2 separate regions of the Homo sapiens genome follow, and region 2 is linked to region 1. A link is an interaction called in ENCODE POLR2A ChIA-PET data of the cell type or tissue named here. Cell type or tissue: HepG2. All regions are shown on one strand. Links, peaks and the distances in the headings refer to the core of each region. The heading gives the core; the rest is flanking DNA. Region 1 overlaps ZDHHC5 (zDHHC palmitoyltransferase 5). Region 2 overlaps TMX2-CTNND1 (TMX2-CTNND1 readthrough (NMD candidate)).

What was found. ChIA-PET counts read pairs that join two places held together with the same protein. Peaks named below come from ENCODE experiments on the same cell type or tissue, not always from the same donor. Only the 100,000 strongest peaks of a DNase experiment are listed, where the experiment ranks them.
Region 2: POLR2A ChIA-PET joins it to region 1 with 5 read pairs; 11 of 35 experiments call an interaction of 5 or more read pairs at or near these places.

What each region holds. Positions count from the first base shown.
Region 1 is chr11:57,687,510-57,690,425 of GRCh38, reverse strand. It overlaps ZDHHC5 (zDHHC palmitoyltransferase 5), which reads right to left. Exons shown (of 12, transcript NM_015457.3): 4 at 1,761-1,918; 5 at 223-395; 6 at 1-91. Among named protein-coding and RNA genes, the nearest start is that of ZDHHC5, 21 kb to the right of the region's middle. In HepG2, for the core only: no CTCF peak of the experiment used is centred there; no DNase peak of the experiment used is centred there.
Region 2 is chr11:57,757,061-57,759,976 of GRCh38, reverse strand. All of the region lies in intron 2 of TMX2-CTNND1 (TMX2-CTNND1 readthrough (NMD candidate)), which reads right to left. Among named protein-coding and RNA genes, the nearest start is that of CTNND1, 3.3 kb to the left of the region's middle. In HepG2, for the core only: no CTCF peak of the experiment used is centred there; a DNase peak (open chromatin) is centred at 1,586.

The DNA of each region.
Region 1 (2,916 bases), core at 171-2,670:
TGTGCGTCCCCTGGCCACCAGAACCACGTGAAATCCCGTGAGGCCAGCTACAGGGATGAAGAATAAGCCAGCCACACACATTACTGCCATTCTGATGCCAAACAATCAAGGAGAACAGAGCAACATGACCTCACTTTCCCCGGCCCCTACTGCAGCCATTTTCCCTTTAGCCCTCATTCCTCCCCCTTCCAATCCCACAATCTAAAAGGCCTTGAAGGATACGTGACAGCCGTGCGGACCCCTGAGAGTTCCTCTATGTGGTAGAGGACATAAAGGAGGCCAAAGCCAAACACACCCATAATGTGGGCTGTCAGGGAAAGGAGGAAAAGGAAAAAATAACGGTAGTTCCGGCGACCAATACAGTTATTCACCCAGGGGCAGTGATGATCAAATTCCTAGGGACAAAGAGAGACAGATGAGAGGCATCCCTGGACCATAGCATTAAATTACTTCTGTCAAGAAGAGAAACAAATGGCAGCTAAGTTTTGATCATGGTCACCAATTAGTTCAAAATTAAATCCAGTTTATTTTGCTCTATAAATCTGCAAGGGAGACCTTCCAGAGGTTGGTCAAAGGCCAAGGCCAACCAGGCGTAGTGGTGCACACTTGTAGTCCCAGCTACTTGGGGGGCTGGGGCTTGAGCCCAGGAGTTCAAGGCTGTAGTGAACTATGATGACTGCCTGTGAATAGCCACTGTACTGGGCAACATAGCAAGACCCCATCTCTTAAAAAAAAAAAAAAAAAAAAATTGGCCGGGCGCGGTGGCTCACGCCTGTAATCCCAGCACTTTGAGAGGCCGAGGCGGGTAGATCACGAGGTCAGGAGTTCAAGACCAGCCTGACCAACATGGTGAAACCCCATCTCTACTAAAAATACAAAAATTAGCCGGGCGTGGTAGCGCGTGCCTGTAATCCCAGCTACTCAGGAGGCTGAGGCAGGAGAATCGGTTGAACCCGGGAGGCGGAGGATGCAGTGAGCCGAGATTGCGCCATTGCACTCCAGCCTGGGCAACAGAGCGAGACTCCGTCTCGATAAATAAATAAATATATATATATATAAAAAAGACCAAGGCCGGCTCTCAATGTTTATCCTATGTGACCAAGGAACTCTAAAAGTGACGAATGTCAGAGGTTTTGCAGAAACATCAAGATTCATAAGAAAAGAGGATTAGAAGGAAGATTTGGCAGGTAACTGCTTATAGCTAAGTGAAAATGGAATGGAAAAAGGACAAGGGATGCAGAAGGACAGGCAGGAAAACAACTACAACAAATTGAAACACAACAGCATGATTTTCTGGAAGAGAAAATGCAAAGCCAGGATAAATAACCAAAACTGAGCCAATAGATAGAAGGCTAGAACTATAAATCTTGGTGTCAAGAAAGCCTACACCCTGCTAGTGCAATGGCTCATGCCTGTAATCCCAGCACTCAGCACTCTGGGAGGCCAGGGCATGAGGATCACTTGAAGCCAGGAATTTGAGATAGTCCAAGCAACACAGTGAGACCTCATCACTACAAAAAGTAAAAATAAATAAAAAAGAAAGCCTATGCCCATATTGAGTTAAAGCTTCCCTCCTGCAATAATATTTATGCTCTGCCTCTCATGCCATGTCATTATTAACACCATTTGACAGAGCTGGACCATGTGGCCAACGTAGTTAGACAGGACTATACCACATCCAAAGCTAAGAATCTATTATATGGTTAGGATGAAGACAATGAAGGTTAAGCATGAAGTCTTACCCCACCCAGGGTGCTTACCTCCACACAGTTGTCACAGACACTGCAGTGGGAACATCGAGGGGGACGGTAAAAGCGGCAGGTGGCACACCATTTCATGCGCACCTGGATGCCCTTTATCTCCACTGTTTTGTAAAGGGGAGCTCGGAAATCATCTTCCTTGTCCTCATCCTCCTCAGCTGTAGAGAGGAAAAGTCAATTAAAAACAACTATGCCAGAACTGTAGTAAGTGCTAGGGATTCAATGATGTTTAAAATATAGCTTCTGCCTTTGAGGAATTCACAGTCTAATGAGTGAGACTAGGAACTAGGAACTATAAGACTGTGAGGTCAGGTCTTTATACAACACTATGGGAACATGGATGAGGGAGCAATTTATTCTGCATTGGGAAGTGAGGTTCGAGATAAAATGACTCAAGAGGTAGCTCTTGTATGCATCTGCTGGTGTTATTTGGTTTAAGTATATGAATATATTTTAAAGAAATAGTTTACATATCAAAGCACATACATAATGAGTTTGCATAAGAGTTCAGTATCTACATTTATATGAGTGAACTATAGCAATCCAAGAGAGGAACTAACATCAACCTTTTTTTCCAGGCACGAATCCTTTGCCCAGCCAACCATGGTGGCTCACGCCTGTAATCCCAACACTTTGGGAGGCCGAGAAGGGCGGATTGCCTGAGCTCAGGAGTTCAAAACCAGCACGGCCAACATGGTGAAACCTCGTCTCTACTAAAAACACAAAAATTAGCCTGGTGTGGTGGCATGCACCTGTAGTCCCAGCTACTCAGGAGGCTAAGGCAAGAGAATCGCTTGAACCCGGGAAGTGGAGGTTGCAGTGAGCTGAGATCACGCCACTGCACTCAAGCCTGGGCAACACAGCAAGACTTCATCTTCATCTTAAAAAAAAAAAAAAAAAAAAAAAAAACTTTCCCAAAATGTCTTCCCCTACTCTATGAATTTTCTCTACATATACGTATTTCAGTATTATTTGTTGCACAAGCATAAATGCCCTTTCTCTCAATTTTCAGCTATCAGAAACCCACCATCCCATTTCAAAACTTAAAAGACATTATTTGCCTTCTCATATACAGTTAGCAATTTTTTTTTTCTTGAGACGGAGTCTTGCTCTGTTACCCAAGCTGGAGTGCAAGGGCGTGATCTTGGCTCACTGC
Region 2 (2,916 bases), core at 239-2,738, 69 kb before region 1:
GAAACCCCGTCTCTACGAAAAATACAAAAATTAGCCGAGTATGGTGGTGGGTGCCTGTAATCCCAACTACTCGGGAGGCTGAGGCAGGAGAATCGCTTGAACCCAGGAAGTGGAGGTTGCAGTGAGCCGAGATCATGCCATTGCACTCTAGTGTAGGTGACAAAGCAAAACTCCGTCTCAAAAAAAAAAAAGAAAGAAATATGAAACTTTAAGAGTATAGGTTTTCACAAACTGCCTAGCTTCAAACTCCACCTCTGTAAGTAAGTACACTTACTCAAATATATGTACTATTATGTGACCTTGACCCAAATTAAATAATCTGAACCTCAGTTTCCTTAACTATAAAATGGAGATAACTATATCTCTCTCACAAGACTGTTGTGGGAATTAAAATACACAAAAAGTTCTTTGGGCCAGGCACCGTAGTTTAAGCCTGTAATCCTGGCACTTTAGGAGGCCGAGGCAGGCGGATCACCTGAGCTCCGGAGTTCCAGACCAGCCTAGCCAACAGGGCAAAATCCCGTCTCTACTAAAAATACAAAAATTAGCCAAGCGTGGTGGCGCACACCTGTAGTCCCAGCTACCCAGGATGCTGAGGTGGGAAAATCGCTTGAACCCGGGAGGCAGTGAGCTGAGCTCGTGTCACTGCACTACAGCCTGGGCAACAGAGCGAGACTCCGGTTCAAAACAAAAGTTCTTAATGTATGGCATGTAGTATAAACTCACTAAGAATGCATTATCATTATTTTTATTATTCAGTAACTACCCTGCCCAAAAACTTGCAGTGGTGAGCCACTGCCCAATAATAGCAACCAATGATGAAGTGTCTACCATGTAAGAGGTATTTTGAGCTCAGTACTTCAAACTTCTAAAACATGACCACAGAAATAGTACTACAACCATTCTACAGATGAGGAAATCAAGGTCCAATAAGGTGAAGAAATTTGCCTGATCTCATCTGGCTAAGTGAACCCTCACCAGTCTCACTCCACAGCCCATGCTCTTTCTATTACGTTACACTATGGTCAAGATAAAGGTCAAGAGAAATCCTAGAAACAGGACTACTGTATGTTGACTGGGATGGTAGGGGACTATCATCTGCTTTGAAGGCACCACATTTATTCATTCAGTACATTAAAGTAACACATTATCAACCATAATCTGACCTTTCTTTACCTAGATAAACTAGAATTCAACAACTCAGCATGAATGTGCTTTTAATCATGCTGATGTAGTCATTATCCACTCCCTTATATATATGGTCTATAGTCTCATAGACCTATATTTGGTCTATAGTGGCCAAAAAGGACTTTCCTCAGAAGTGTTGAAAAACCAAACATGCATTACAGCACTTGTTTGATGGGCTTTAAATAAACTACAGCTGAAAATGAATACATTATAACAAAGATATGAACAGCCTTTAAGCCTCATTACCTAAAAATCTTCTCCTTTTATCACATTTTCTACCTCTATTCCCCATCAATTCCTAGTCCTCCATAGCAAGTTCAAAAGCCAAAGATAATCACCAAAGGAAAACAACCAGCCCAAAAATGTTTGTTGATTCATTGATTCCGAGATCAAAGCCACATACTAGAATGTTACATGATTTTCTACAGACAGATTGGTCTTGTTTGTTGAAGACATCACTACTCACAACTTGCAAGTATTTTGTCTTCCTTTTTCTTTTGTTTTCATTTGTGTGTATGTATACTTCTGTCTCCCCCATCAGAAGATAAGCTCCATGGGCTGGGCGCAGTGGCTCAACGCCTGTAATCCCAGCACTTTGGGAGGCCAAGGCAGGCAGATCACGAGTTCAGAAGTTCAAGACCAGCCTGGTCAACATGGTGAAACCCCGTCTCTACTAAAGATACAAAAAATTAGCCGGGCTTGGTGGCACACCACCTGTAATCCCAGCTACTCGGGAGCCTGAGGCAGGAGAATCGCTTGAACCCAGGAGGCAGAGGTTGCAGTGGGCTGAGATTGTGCCATTGCACTCCAGCCTGGGTGACAGGGTGAGACTCTGTCTCAAAAAAAAAAAAAGTTCCATGAATAGTGTCTTTTTTGCTCATGGTCTATCCCCAGAGCTCAACCTTGTAACTCATATTTAGCAACAACTAAATGAGTGAATAAAGTCTCTTAGCTTGCTAGTTATATATGCCTGGTCAAGGTATTTAAAATTAATGAACATTTAAAATAGGCCGGGTGTGATGGCTCATGCTTGTAATCCCAGCACTTTGGGAGGCCAAGGCAGGTGGATCACTTCAGGTCAGGAGTTCGAGACCAACATGGCCAACATGGTGAAACCCCTTCTCTACTAAAAATACACGCGGGGCATAGTGGTGCATACCTGTGGTCCCAGCTAATTTGGGAGGCTGAGGTAGGAGGATTGCTTAAGCCCAGGAGTTCAAGGCTGCAGTGAGCTGTGTTTGTGCCACTGCACTCCAGCCTAGGTGACCACAAAGTGAGACCCTGTCTCAAAAATAAAATAAGGCTGGGTGCAGTAGCTCACACCTCTAATCCCAGCACTTTGGGAGGTCAAGGCAGGTGGATCACCAGAGATCAGGAGTTCCCAACCAGCCTGACCAATGTGCTGAAACTTCATCTCTACTAAAAAAACAAAAATTAGCCAGGTGTGGTGTTGCACCTGTAGTCCCAGCTACTCGGGAGGCTGAGACAGGAGAATTGCTTGAACCCAGGAGGTGGAGGTTGCAGTGAGCCAAGATTGCGCCTGCACTCCAGCCTGGGCGACAGAGTGAGACGCTGTCTCAAAAATAAATAAAATAATAAATAATAAAATAAAATAGGCTAAAACTATAAATGCCAAGAAGAAATTTTAAAAATTCAACTCCAAAAACCCCACTGGTTATCCATACAAAGAAAAACAAAATATTTTTACTCCTTTCCACCCTCTGGTGG